Linked DNA regions of Homo sapiens: region 2 is linked to region 1. The links are chromatin contacts, found by Hi-C or POLR2A ChIA-PET in ENCODE. All regions are on one chromosome and are shown on one strand. Each heading gives the region's core, a stretch centred on a gene start or an enhancer-like site at or near the end of the contact. The rest is flanking DNA. Distances are from core to core; before and after follow the strand shown.

Region 1 (7,337 bases), core at 1,038-3,537:
GTTCTGTCAAGGTGGAAACCTGGCCCAAGGCCAGTCAATTCATTGGCCAGCCAACAACCAATCTTAAATTTCTAACTTAAATTTTCAGCTACAATACACAAAGACGCTATACAATTGGTGGTGAGCTTTAGGGCTAATTAGTCAAGAAGCACGCCACCCTAGTCCCTATCATAGTAAGAGAAATCCATACACAAGAGGCTTTCTGTCAGATGGAAGGAAGCAAGCATAGAGATGTGTTGCTTAATGATGGGGATACGTTCTTAGAAACGGGTTATGAGGTGAGCTTATCGTTGTGTAAATATCAGAGGGTACTTAACATAAACCTAGCTGGTATAGCCTACTCCACACCTAGGCTATATAGTATAGCCTATTGCTCCTAGGCTACAAACCCATACAGCATGTTATTGTACTGAATACTGTAGACAGTTGTAACACAATGGTATTTGTATATCTAAACACAGAAAAAGTGATGCATTGGGCTACAATGTTATGACAGCTACAATGTCACGAAGTAATTGGAGTTTTTCAACTTCATTATAATCTTATGGGACCATCCTTATACATGTAGTCCACTGTTGACCGAAATATCATTACTTGGGGCTTGATTATACATAGAAAGAAGGCTAGAGTTGCCAGATAAAATACAGGATGCCCAGTTAAATTTAAATTCAGATACACAATGAATAATTTTTTAGTATAAATGTGTTCCAAAATATTGCACAGGACAAAAATTTATACTAAAATATTATTCATTATCTGAAATTCAAGCTTAACGGTGCCTCTTGTATTTTTATTTGCTAAATGTGGCAACCCTAACAAGGTGAAAGGTCATAAGGTCAAAGAAAGAAAGCAGGAGAGCACAGCATCTTAGTTCTGATTTTCCCCATCCAGGTTCTCATCCGCCCTGGCTATACTTCGCTTCCTGTCCATGACTAGCGGCGAGATTGTTTTATAACAATCCAAACTTTTATTTGATCTACTCTGAGTGAATTTCTGTTCTTAGCAAGGGACATGGAAACATTTAGCAATTCCTCTGCAAAAGAGACACTTCGGCATCAAAGAAACAACCAGCTTAATAAATACTTTGGGGAGATGTTTGTCCTCCTTCTCAAATTACCCGTGAAAAAAAAACATGGTGATGTGTTTACAGGAGCTAACTTGATTTATTTCACAAAACCAAGAGTAAATACAGAAAAACACTGGCCAGAATATGTCAGCAATCATTACACAGCCTCTATCTAGGAATGTGTACCCTAGATTCCCACACAAAGGAGACTGGGATTCCCAGAGGCAACACCACATTGCTGAAAGCAATGCAAGGTTCAGGTGAAAAACCTGGGATTGCAGAGGGCAAAATTGGAAAAAATCATGCTTATAGCTGGTTACAGTTCTTGCCACGGCAAATTCAATAAACATTTATTTATTGAAGCGCCTAGTATATGTATCAGCACTAGAATAGGTGCTCAGAAGGCTACAAAAATGTGTAGAACAGGAACTTAAGGAACTCAAGGAGCGTGGAGAGAGAGAAAACATAAAATGGACAACCAAGCCGTTAAAATAAACTGGGGTTTTATTGGCCCAAGAGGAGCCAGCGGACCCAGTCTATAAGCAATGCTTTGACGCAGAAGTTAAAAAAAACAAACAACAACAACAACAAAAAACCTAAAAACAAGCATGGGATAAACTGGCACTTCTTTTCGCCCAACTTGGATTTGCCCAGAGAGTTGGAGAGAAAAGATCATTTTTGTAGGGCATTTTATGCAGGAACGTTGAGTGAATCTCCGAGTGTACAAATCGTTGCACACTTTCTGGGTACCAAAACGCCCGGAACAGGTTTCAGGAAAATCGCCCCCCGAAGCGGAGCGCACCCGCGCCTTTCGATGTACCCGAACCCCCGACCCCAACCTGAGTGCGGCCACCTGGAGGGCTCGGAGCTGCCCCCACCCGACCAAGGACAACCGTGGGCAAGAGGTCAGTCCAGAGGGTCGTGTTTCGTTCGCCATGCCCCTGGCCAGGTCCCACCATCTGGGAGCCCACCTGGCCTAGGAGGCGACGGACGCGGAGGAAGGTCTGCGGCGGTCCTTACCGTACAGAAAATCATACGCTCGATTGGAGGAGATGTGGCTCCCAGCCCGCGACCTCTCCCGGTACCGAGTTTGAGACACCTGCGGCTGGGCCTGGGGCTCCTCGATGGTTACTGCGTGGCTCATGGTGCCGCCTCTTTCCTCCCGCCAGCAAGGGACCAGCGGGTCAGGCCTGGCTACTGCGTGCACGTCGCTATGGTAACGGCCGCCGGCGCGCAGGGATAGGGGGCGGGGCAAGGAGGAGGGAGGAGGCCGCGGGGCGGGGCCGAAGAGGAGTGGAGAGAAGTGAAAGCAGGAGTGGCCAGGCCAGGGTCAGGAGGAGAGTGGAGGGGAAGATGAGAAGAGAGGGGAGGGGCAGGATGGGGGAGGAAAAGGCTGGCTTCCCTCTATACTCCAGAGCCAGCGGGGAGGCTGGGAGAAAGCTACTCTTAAGTCATTGATTTGCCAGTTACACCTCGTAGCCTCTCGGAAATCCCTGGGAGATCTCAGAACCTTCTAGAATAATTGGGTGCCTCCCCGCCCCTCCCCCCAGCCCTTTTCCAGGGGGCTTGTCCCGAGAGCTGCGGAATCCAGTCAGGTTCCTAAATGTTGCTCCTTAGCACGCTGTGAACTTTGCCCCACACTCATTAGCATCAGTGTTTAGGATGGGTTAGGACATCAGTAACTGTTGATCTGAGACTGCTGACCCTTTCTGAGTCCTGGGCATTAAATAACAGAAGATGATGTGGGGTAGGCACTGGCTCTGCTTTTGAAAACTATTTATAATGGAAAATTTTAAACATAAGCAAAAGTGATTCTACTTTTAATAACAAACCCTCAAGTAACCCATCCCTCAGAATCAACATTTAGCAACATTTTGCCAATCAAGTTTCAGTTTCCTTCCCCTCTTTTTTAAAGAAATCCTAGACATAATATTATTTTACCCTTAAATTAGTCTGCATCTCAAACTGACATAGATTTTAAAAATTTAACTACCGTTATCATATCTAACAAAATTAACAATAATTCCTTAGTACTATAAATAATTCCAATTTTCCTGTTTGAGTCCAAATTATCTTTTATAGTTGGTTTGTTCCAGTCAAGATCCAAAAAAAGTCCTCATGTTGCATTTTGGTATGTCTCTTAAGTCTTTTATCCTAGAGCAGTGAATTTCTAATCCTTTCAATAATTCTCTATTATTACCAGAGGTTCTTCTATAAAAGGAATCTTTTCATACCAACTCATTGGTTATCCTGAGATAACCAGGATAATCTCATAGAGGAAAGACTGGGTAAATGCTGGATTTGTTCTTTTTAATTATGAAATTTCAGAGACATGAGTTGGTGCCCTACCAAACTCCAGAGTTAACCACAAAGTTTTTGTTTGTTTGATATCATTATGAATGCATGCATTTTTTACAGATCTGATGTTTTAATCCGTTATGATCATTATTATTTATTACACTCAGATTATTAAAGCTAATGGCATGCCTTAGAGTTGGCTTCTTTGTCCTTTAATGTTGAGACGAGAAGTCTTCTTCCGATCAAAGGTTTTTCTCGATCGAAGGGTTCATGGTCTCACAGGCTTCAAGGAATGAAGCCGTGGACCACAGTGGCAAGTGTTACAGCTTCACTAGAGAAATGCGTGGACCCAAAGACTGTGCGGTGGCAAGATTTATTAAAGCCAAAGCAAAAGTAAAGGGAAAGCGAAAGTAAAGCTTCCACGTGGTGGAAGGGAACCTGGAAGGGTTGCCATTTCTGGTTTGGGTATCTTATGTTTATATCCCCTTATGACTCCTCCCCTTTTCCTTTTTCTGTCCCATAGGATTAGGTTATTTTCTATCCACTTGTGGGTTTGTAGCCGGACGAGCCACAGACAAGAACCGCTCAGACACCGAGTTATGGAAGGAAAGGGCTTTATTCAGCTGGGAGCATTGGCGGACTCACATCTTCGAAAACCGAGCTCCCGGAGTGAGCAATTCCTGTCCCTTTTAAGGGCATACAACTCTAAGAGGGTCTGCGTGAGTGGGTCGTGATCGATTGAGCAAGTAGTGGGTATGTGACTGGGAGCTGCATGCACTGGTAATCGGAACAGAACAGAATAGGACAGGGATTTTCACAATGCTTTTCCATACAATGTCTGGAATCTATAGATAACATATCGGTTAGGTCAGGGGTCAATCTGTAACTACCAGGCCCAGAGCACAGTGCTGGGCTGTCTGCCTGTGGATTTCATTTCTGCCTTTTTGTTTTAAATTCTTCTTTCTTTGGAGGCAGAAATTGGGCATAACACAATATGAGGGGTGGTCTCCTCTCTTAGGTTGGTGGGCCTGATTGGTTAAAAACATCAGGCTGCAGCTAGAGCTTAAACTCTCTATATGATTGGCTGAAGTTTCAATCCCTTAATTTGCAGCTGGGACTCACTTTGGCTTAGGGGAAAGTCCCCTTTGATTGGTTGAAGTTTCAATCCCTTAGCTTGCAGCTATGACTCATTTTGGCTTAGGGGAAAGTCCCCTTAGGGAAGTCCCTATTGAACCAGGAAGTCCAGCCAACTTAGCCACTTAGTCCCTCAATGTGATCCACAGACACTTCCTGAATACGCTTCCTGGCCTACTACTCTTTCTGCATATACTCCTGGTTTTAACTTATTGTCTCTACTCCTAAACTTCTTGGGGTTTTTGAAAACCAGCCATGTCCTAGGTCTGTCTGTGTACTTTCTTGTAAAATCCAGTTTTAGCAAAGAACCGTGCTATGTCAGTTTGGTAAGAATCCCCCATCCTAGATATCTGACTGGGGTCCTCATCCTTCGCTTTCGCTTTTCACCCCCAGGTGAAGTCTGATTACCCTGGCTGTCTTCAGCAAGAATCCTTTGAGATGAGTTTAACCAGAATTCTCTTTACCTCTGATATTTCCTCTTAGTAATTTTTCATCCACTGACCCTCAGCCTGCTCTTTGCTATAAATTTCTACTTGCTTATGCTATATTCGGAGTTGAACCCAATCCCTCCCCCAACTACAAGACCCTGTTGCAGTAATTCCTATATCTATTGCAATGGTCTTGAACGCACTCTGCCTGTCCATGCCTTAATAAGATCATTGAATAATTTTTTCTTTAACACCCCTCAACTAATTTAGGTACATTTCAACACTCACCTCTAACTTTGCCACTTCTATGCAGTTTCCTCATATCTTTCAAATACAGTGAGATATCATCCTTCCAATGCTGTAGTAGCACCAATAGCATTGACCACCTTGTATTAGTAATCAGTAATTGTTCACAACTCTGCTTCCCACAACTTTGAGTTCACTGAGGGCACAGCCCTTCACCTGGTCATTTTTGTATCTCTGAGGTATCTGGTACATGAAATCTTAATGAAATGATTACTAAATCCATCCCTTTGTTAAATAAATTTACTGAATGTCTACTATATAATAGGTGTTAAAGATTTTGAGATAATTTGTACAGCTCACTGGATGATAGAGAAAGCTGACACAGAAGCAAAGTACAATATAATAATGGTATAGTACTTTTCTGTCTGGGGTACAGCTACGTTCTCAGAGCCGCCCACTTTTCGTTTCTTCTTCTCAATGTTCCTCACTCCCACCTCCTTATCTTCTCACAGCTAGCTCCTCAACATATGACATCACCTAAAATGTTCTCTCTATACCGGAAAGGGGTCTGCATCCAGACCCCAAGAGAATGTTCTTGGATCTCACGCAAGACAGAATTCAGGGCGAGTCCATAAAGTGAAAACAAGTTTATTAAGAATGTAAAGGAATAAAACAATGGCTATTCCACAGACAGAGCACCCCCGAGGGCTCTGATTATTTCTTGATGATATGCTAAACAAGGTGTGGATTATCCATGCCTTCCCTTTTAGACCATACAGGGTAACTTCCTGACATGCCATGGCATTTGTAAACTGTCATGCTACTGTGGGAGTGTAACAGTGAGCAAAACCAGAGGTCACTCTCATGGCCATCTTGGTTTTGGTGGGTTTTAGCCAGCTTCTTTGCTGCAATCTGTTTTATCAGCAAGGTCTTTATGACCTGTATCTTGTGCTGACCTCCTGTCTCATACTGTGACTTAGAATGCCTAACCATCTGGAAATGTAGCCCAGTAGGTCTCAGCCTTATTTTACCTAGCCCCTACTCAAAATGGAGTTGCCCAGGTTTAAACGCCTCTGGCAATCTCATCAGAAAGACTTTTCCTCAGCCAGCCATGGTGACTTACGCCTGTAATCCCAGCACTTTGGGAGGCTGAGGCAGGCAGATCACCTGAGGCCAGGAGTTCAAGACCAGCCTGACCAACATGGTGAAACCCCGTCTCTACTAAAAATACAAAAAAATTAGCCAGGCGTGGTGGTAGGCGCCTGTAATCCCAGCTACTCAGGAGGCTGAGGCAGGAGAATTGCTTGAACCTGGGAGGCGGAGGTTGCAGTGAGCTGAGATGGCACCACTGCACTCTAGCCTGGGCAACAAGAGCAAGACTCTGTCTCAAAAAAAAAAGAAAGAAAAGAAGAAGAAGAAAGACTTCTTTTCCTCATTCTATCAGATAAACTATCTAAGGTAGTCAACAGCCAGCAGCCTCCATAAACACATCCGAAGACACTATTACCTTGATTTTTTTTATAGCACTGAAATGTTACTGATTTGCTTATTTATTATATCTCCTCCCACTAGAATGTAAGCTCTGTGAGACCAGAGACCTCAAATGTCCTGTTCACCCTGAATTCATCCATATCTCTTAGGCCAGTAAAACCACCTTTGCAAAAGATTATAACTGAGAAAATTATGACAGTGAGAAAAATCTGACATGGCTGAGTCCATCTTGACTCTAGCCTCACAGGTTGGCTGTCTTTGCTCATTCTGGGACATGAGCCAAGCTAACTTTGGGAGAAATTTAGAGTATACTTTTGTTTGTTTGTTTTTTGTTTTTGTTTTGAGATGGAGTCTTGCTCTGTTGCCCAGGCTGGAGTGCAGTGGCACAATCTTGGCTCACTGCAACCTCCACCTCCCAGATTCAAGTGATTCTCCTGCCTCAGCATCCTGAGTAGCTGGGATTACAGGTGCCCACCACCACACCCAGCTAATTTTTTGTATTTTTTAGTAGAGACAGGGTTTAGCCATGTTGGCCAGGCTGGTCTTGAACTCCTGATCTCAGGTGATCCACCTGCCTGGGCCTCCCAAAGTGCTGGGATTACAGGCGTGAGCCACCGTGCCTGGCCTAGTTTATAGTTTAAATGATAATAGCCCCTCCCAAAAACTAAACTATT
Region 2 (7,244 bases), core at 2,316-4,815, 350 kb after region 1:
GGGAGATTGATACAACCTCTGGAGGGCAATTTGACAATATCTGTTAAAATTATAAGTGCACATAGCTTTTGACCCAGTCATTCTTCTTCTAGAAATTTATCCCACAGATATTCTTGTACATGTGACATGTAAGGTATGTGCAAGGCTATTCATTACAACAGTTTTCATAATTGCACAAGATTGTCATCAACAGCAGGTTGCTAACATAAATAATGGAAGATTCACATAGTGGAATACTATGTGGTCACTAAAAAGAATGAGAAAACTTTTATGTACAGACATAGAGTGGTCTCAGATATATTGTTAGGCAGACCAGAATAATGGTATGCTAGCATCTGGTTGTTTTTTCTTTTTTTTTCTTTTTTTTTTTGAGACAGAGTCTTACTCTGTCACCCAGGCTGGGGTGCAGTAGCACAATCTCAGCTCACTGCAACCTCTGCCTCCTGGGTTCAAGTGATTCTCCTGCCTTAGCCTCCTGAGTAGCTGGGATTACAGGTGTGTGCCACCACACCTGGCTAATTTTTGTATTTTTAGTGGAGACTGGGTTTCACTATGTTGGCCAGGCTGGTCTTGAACTCCCGACCTCAGGTGATCTACCTGCCTCGGCCTCCCAAAGTGCTGGGATTATAGGTGTGAGCCACCGTGCCCAGCCATGGTTTTTTTTGTTGTTGTTGTTAAGAGAGAATGAAAGATTAAATATGCACATCTATTTATATATGCATTCAATATCTATGGAAGAATACATAAGAAAGCAATAATTTTAGTTGTCTACAGGAAAGAAACTGGAAGCTGGGGCTAGCCCTTTGAGTAAGAGAGAGACTTCTCACTGTATATTCTTTTGTACTTTTGAATTTTGAACTATAGGAATATATTACCTTTTCTGAAGAAAATTGTCGAATAAATTTAATCCTGCAGATATTTACTGCAAGCCTACTCTGTGTCTAGCACCAAGTGTGAGGTGTTGCTTGTTTCTGATTCATCTCCATTACTAAGTTGTGAGCTCCTTGGGGACAATGAGGACAGTCCCGTGTCTTATTCATCTAGAATAGCCTTGAAAACAGAAGTACTCTCTATTCACAATAGCAAAGACTTGGAACCAATCCAAATGTCCATCAGTGATAGACTGGATTAAGAAAATGTGGCACATATACACCATGGAATACTATGCAGCCATAAAAAAGGATGAGTTCATGTCCTTTGTAGGGACATGGATGAAGCTGGAAACCATCATTCTGAGCAAACTATCGCAAAGACAGAAAACCAAACACCACATGTTCTCATTCATAGGTCGGAATTGAACAATGAGAACACTTGGACACAGGGTGGGGAACATCACACACCGGGGCCTGTCGTGAGATGGGGGGATAGGGGAGGGATAGCATTAGAGATATACCTAATGCAAATGACGAGTTAATGAGTGCAGCACACCAACATGGCACATGTATACCTATGTAACAAACCTGCACGTTGTGCACATGTACCCTAAAACTTAAAGTATAATAAAAAAAAAGAAATTAAAAAAAAAAAAAAGAAAACAGAAGCACTCAAAATGTTTTCCTGAACAGGAGCTTGGTCATTTTTCTCCAGATGGATTTTCTGGGCTCCTTTGCTATCTGGATTCCTCAAAGAAAATAGTTACTAAGTGTCAAGCATGGCTTTAGGTGGGTTTTTATTTGTTTGTTTGTTTTATAGCATTCTCCATTCTATAACTGTAGACAACCCATGAAACAGACAAAATGATCTCCATTTTGAAAATAGGAAAGTTGATTCTCAGAGAGAATAGATAAATTGCCCAATGGCCTGGAGCTAGGAAGTGCCAGAGTTGGGATCCAAACCCAGGTGTGTGTGCTGCCAAAGCCCATGCTTTTTCTGTGATACCACAAGTGATGAAGAATAGAAAAAGCCCCAAGCTACACCTACCATGGTTCAAACACTCCCCAACAGGAAGGCAGGTCCTATAGTGGCAACTTTGGAGGTGTGATTTGAGGAGAGTGGATTGGCTCCTTGCCGTTGACTGCCAAAATGCCTGAAATCCTACCACTACAGGTCTGATCTTTAAGTGTTCAACAGCTCATGGTTAATATCTATTTTTAAGTTCCTTTTGAAAAAAAAATAGCAAAAAAGTTTGAAAAATTAAAATTATATATAAATATAGAGTACAGAATGTCTCTTTAAAAACTACCTCTTCCCCAGTATATTAAATAATAAAAAATGACACACAATGGCAGGTGGATCACCTGAGGTCAGGAGTTCAAGACCAGCCTGACCAACATGGTGAAACTCCATCTCTGCTAAAAAATACAAAAAAAAAAAAAAAAAAAATTAGCCCGGCATGGTGGCGGGTGCCTGTAATACCAGCTACTCGGGAGGCTGAGGCAGGAGAATCACTTGAACCCAGGAGGCAGGCGGAGGTTGCAGTGAGCTGAGATGGCACCACTGCACTTTAGCCTGGGCAACAAGGGCGAAACTCTGCCTCACACACACACATAAAAACCACACACACACACACACACACACACACACAAACCACACACACACACTGAAATGTTAATAGTAGTTACTGCTAAGTGGTAGAAAATCAATGATTTTTGCTTTTCTCTATTTTTAATTTTGCTTTTCTAAATTTTCTGTGAAGGGGATATAGTAAAAGCATTTTTTTTAAAAGAAAGAAATGGGATTTTACAAAACAAGTTTCATTTAGGAAGATGGAGGGGCTTCTGAAATCAGTGACCCAAGTTCTAAATGTTTGCTGAAGTCCTTTCCAGTGACCCTGTTGAGGTTATTACCCCTTGTGAAGCAGAAATATTTGCCCAACCTGCTGGCCTGGGATGGCTGAGGACTAGCTCTGCTATCCTGCTGAGCAAGGCAGCCTGGAGCCCGGTTCCCCGGGTGGGGGTCCCTGCCCTCCTCATTTTTAGGCTCTCAGATGCCAAGCCAAACCAGCACTTTCCTGCAGAGGTGTCCAGGTCCTCCTCTGGTCCACTCTGTGACTTATCCCTGCCGGGGCCCTCAGGTCTCTGCTGTCAATGCTGTCTCTTTCCCAATGACAGCGATTCTCCTTCTACCAAAGCAGATGCACTGAGGGCCCATCTAGAGGAACAAAAGGTAATAAGATCTTTGCCTTCAAGAAGCCAAGAAGGGAATGGGTAATTATTGTGAAACTAGTATGCAGTGGTCCCTGAGCTACACACTTTTTTTTTTTTTTTTTTTTTTGAGATGGAGTCTTGCTCTGTCACCCAGGCTGGAGTGCAGTGGTGCAATCTTGGCTCACTGCAACCTCCGTCCTTCCAGGTTTAAGCAATTCTCTGCCTCAGCCTCTGGAGCAGCTGGGATTACAGGCCCATACCACCATGTATTTTTAGTAGAGACAGGGTTTCACCATCTTGGCCAGGCTGGTCTTGAACTCCTGATCTCGTGATCCACCCGCCTTGGCCTCCCAAAGTGCTGGGCTTACAGGCGTGAGCCACCGTGCCCAGCCTAGCTATACACTTCTTATCCATTATTTGTACCCAGTGCAATCCTCACAGTCACCTTATGAGGGAGGTATTTATCTCTGTTTTGTAAATGAAGAAACTGAAGCTCAGAGGTATTACGTCACTTGGCCAGTATGAACATATCAAACAAAATATGCTAAGGGCCCTAGACAGGCACAAAAATTGTAACAAAAGTTCTTTTAAAAAGATTACAGCTGGTGGGGAAGTCAGGCAGAGCTTTTAGATGTTGAACAAGAACAGGAAATTGTGTGCGTTTTTAGAGAGCCAGCTGTCTTGAGAGGGACCACGTTGGGGAGTGCTGAGACAGGACCCTCATGCTCAGGGGCTCACAGTGTTGTGAGCTAAGTGGATAAACAACCAGTCAAGGTGCTGCAATAAGAACTCTGACACTGGTGCAGAGGAATGATTTGATATGATGTGAGATGCTATCATATGATGTAATTGACGTGACGCAATATACATTACAATACATGCAGACCGCTCATCTAAGTGCCTAGCATATAATAAGTACTTAGTAAATGTCATACACTTTCTTTTGGGGCAGGAAACAGAGAATAGTATAAACAAGGTGAAAGGCAAGAAATAATGTGGTGAATTCCAGGAATGCTGACTAGACCAGTCCAGTGGAAGAGAAACATTAGGGAACTTGGGGGCATTTTTACTGACTGTCTGGGAAGATTGCATTCTATCTTGATCTCTACTTCCAGATAAATCTTTCTAAAACACTACCTTGATGATAAAGCTCCCCTACACCAAAACAATCAATAGCTTCCCATTGCCTGTAGAATAATGTCCAATACTGGCAGCTTTGGGACTAGACCTTCAGCTTCCTCATCAGGGCCAACCCTGAAGTTCTTCCCTTCAAAGAAATAGGCTTTTGTGTGTGTGTGTGTGTGGGAAGAGGGAGGGGAGGTAATCTAGAAGAAAAGACTTGCCACAAAAAGAAAAAAATAAGGAGTCCCTTTAGGGTCAGAAGGGACAACCTCTCGTGGTTCGTCAACGAAAGGGGAAGTGAGAGGACTCACTCTTCTCTAGCTGTTGCCTGAAATTTCTTTAGGAAAGGTAAGAGCCTATCTGACTCACACATAAAAGACTGGTTGAGAGTGATGAAAGTGTCTGGGTCCACAAGTCATCAGTAGCGAATGAGCCAGTGGGGAGAGCTTAAGAGGGACTCCCACAGGGTGCCTCTGGGTGTGTGTGTTTGGGGTGGGAGTGGTTGTGGCTGAGGAAGGGTGGTGCTGAGTAGAGAAAAAGATTCAAATGCTGTGAACATAGAAAACAAACCTGCAAGACATCCCCATGTGACCTTGGTCTTAGAGCTGGCCCTATTCATCTTGTACATAGAAACTGTACAGAAGGGTTTTGTCCCATTGATGAAGCTGCTGTGCTTTGTGTAATTGATAAAGGCTTATGTGGTTCATCCTTTCTACTGTCTGTGGAGAAAGCTTTGTTATTAGGAGATTTGTAGGGGGAGACATCACTCACTCCATGGGGCTGCTGATGGAGGACAGAAAGATCTCAGTCAATCCCCAGCACATTCCTAGGCAACAACAACTCATTTAAAATCATTTAAATCCTCAGTTTAACTGCATAAAGCACACATCAGTGGAATCACCTGATCAAAGTTTTATTTACTGGATGAGCAGCTTTCTTGCCACCTGCTCCTTGGGATACCACTGGTGGAGGCTCTTAAGTGCTAATGGATACAGAGAACGGCCGCATGTGCCTGAGAGTGAGCCCCAGGGGAGAAGGTCGTGAACTGAGCAGATTAATGAGAGAGAAGCAAACTTGTTTCTTGAACTGTATGCTTCACTAACACTGATCATCTTAAGAATGAGGACAATGTAAATTTTTTTCTACTCTGAGTGTGTCCAGGCCACCTCTCTTTTTTTTTCTTGCATACCTCATGGGTGCTTATGGGGATGAATTAACCATCATTATTTCATTTAATTCTTAAAACTCTGAGATGTAGGCATTACTACTCCTATTTTCAGATGGGAAGCTAACATTCTGTATGGTTAGACAACTTGTCCAAGCTCAAACAGCTAGTGGCAAACTGGGGTGCAGTTATAAGTCTGTTTGAATCCAAAATTCATGCACTTTCCAGTACATTTTATAAGCATAACCTCCACACTAGGGAAACCAAGTCACAGACCAAGAATGAGGAAGACCAGAAAGCAGCAGAAGGTAGAGACTGACTTCACAACTAAGTGCAACTTGATGAGAGAGAACGACTTAGATAACAAATTAAGAAACATGGATTCTTGCCCTAATCTACACGTATGAGATTCTTGACCTTTTAGGAGAGTAACTTTCCTCTTCTTTGAATTCCCCTAGGTATCTTCCAGGCAGTAGGTGCTGGGGTACCCAACAGTTACAGCAACATGAACCAGTTGTATGTCCTCCAGCAAATCAGCCACTGCCAGCCTCAGACTTTCATCTGTGCTAGAAACAAGTTCTGGATCCAAATGATTTCTGGATCCTTGTGTTTCTTCCAGGTCTAACCTCCTTCTAGGATCTGTCAGCTTCTTGGATGACACTGGGAGGAGAGGCTGGGCTGGAAATTAAGAAGGCAGATTCGGTTTCTATCTGCCAGTGTTCAGGTCCTGACTCCTACCAGCTCTGGTTTACAGCTAGGTCTTTCAGGACAAAACATTAGGGTAATTTTTTGTTTGTTTGTTTTGTTTTTGTTTCTCATTTGTACTGTTAATGGTTCCCCAGCTCACTCCACCCATATAAACGGAAATTTCTGTTAAATAAAATATAAACTTCAATCTCAAGAGGTTTATACATATCTCCTTTGCTATGGCTAGACTCCCCTTAACCCCAAGGCTATTTTTATTTTTACGGGGGCTGGAATCCTCCAGGGACTTAGCTCTAAAAGACGCCTAGTTCATCTGAAGGTCCTCTCTGCACTGATCTCACCATGCCCTAAGAGTGAGAAATCCCTTTTGCTTATTGTACCCTCTGGTTTCCCAGGCTGTAGAGCTTCCTAATGGTTTCCAGACCTACGGCACTATGGGGGCTTCTCGTTTTTGTATTTTTCTAAAATCAATTTTACTGACGGGAGATGGGGAACATTTATAAAAAATGACGTCATCTTGGGCCAGCTACGACTATGTGAAGAACAGCCAGGTAAAGCTTATCAGTTCCTCGCTGTGCCCCAGCCCCCACACCAGCATCCTTTCATTTCCTGCCCAATATTCCCGAGCCACAGGCAGCCATTGTTTCCAGAACCGCTTTGCTTGGAAGCCTTGGTACTGAGGCCTCCCAGCGCTTCCTGTTGTTACCAGGCCTCTCTTTCCTGCTGAAAACAACGGCACTTCCCTGCAGTTTGTAACCCTTTTCAGGCAATTCATTTCTTCCATGAGCTTGTTCAGTGTTTGCAAATGCAGAGTGCTCATTACATTTATTTTAGTTAACAGTTTTCTTATTCTACAAGTAGTGCAAGTTAAAAATAAAGATGAGCAAAAGAAAAAAAATCACCAAATCTCATCCCCTTCTATTAGCACTGAAATCTCTTTGGTGTTCATGCTTTAAGATTATCCATCTATGTAAAGAAAATTTACCACAAGACTCAGGGCTTGAATAGATGACCATTCTCAATAGTGGAAATGGAAGCAGGGAAGCCTGCCCAGAAAGCATTCTCCTGGAGGTTCTCATATATTTCTGAGCAAAAGGGCCTCCCAGGAGCTTAAGAAGAGTGCAGACTCCAGGAGATTCCCCTGCAAATTCTCAGGACTACACTTG

Evidence for each region. Hi-C counts contacts between places; a loop is a spot of excess contacts on that map. ChIA-PET counts read pairs that join two places held with the same protein, here RNA polymerase II (POLR2A). Pooled maps may share reads with other maps.
Region 2: a map with no recorded cell type shows a loop between it and region 1 (6-fold over the local background). The contact joins the enhancer-like site here to the promoter of CFAP91 in region 1. A Hi-C loop is called at or near these places in 2 of 37 single-sample maps with no recorded cell type and 6 of 50 pooled maps. POLR2A ChIA-PET finds 5 or more read pairs at or near these places in 2 of 52 experiments (both activated T-cell).

What each region holds. Positions count from the first base shown.
Region 1 is chr3:119,697,972-119,705,308 of GRCh38, reverse strand. It overlaps CFAP91 (cilia and flagella associated protein 91), which reads right to left and starts at 2,287. Exons shown (of 18, transcript NM_033364.4): 1 at 2,087-2,287. The coding sequence starts at 2,210. It overlaps LOC105374064 (a long non-coding RNA gene), which reads left to right and starts at 2,266. Exons shown (of 3, transcript XR_924391.4): 1 at 2,266-2,813; 2 at 3,888-4,117; 3 at 4,892-5,441. RefSeq lists enhancers at 1,969-2,028, 2,079-2,128, 2,122-2,801, 3,468-4,667, 4,387-4,786 and a silencer at 2,239-2,408.
Region 2 is chr3:119,349,757-119,357,000 of GRCh38, reverse strand. The region is part of intron 1 of ARHGAP31 (Rho GTPase activating protein 31); the gene reads right to left. Among named protein-coding and RNA genes, the nearest start is that of ARHGAP31-AS1, 31 kb to the right of the region's middle. RefSeq lists enhancers at 4,889-4,938, 4,736-5,433, 6,955-7,244. Within about 2 kb of position 3,565, at least 8 of the 41 ENCODE cell types and tissues checked have a DNase peak (open chromatin) inside an H3K27ac peak, as active enhancers do.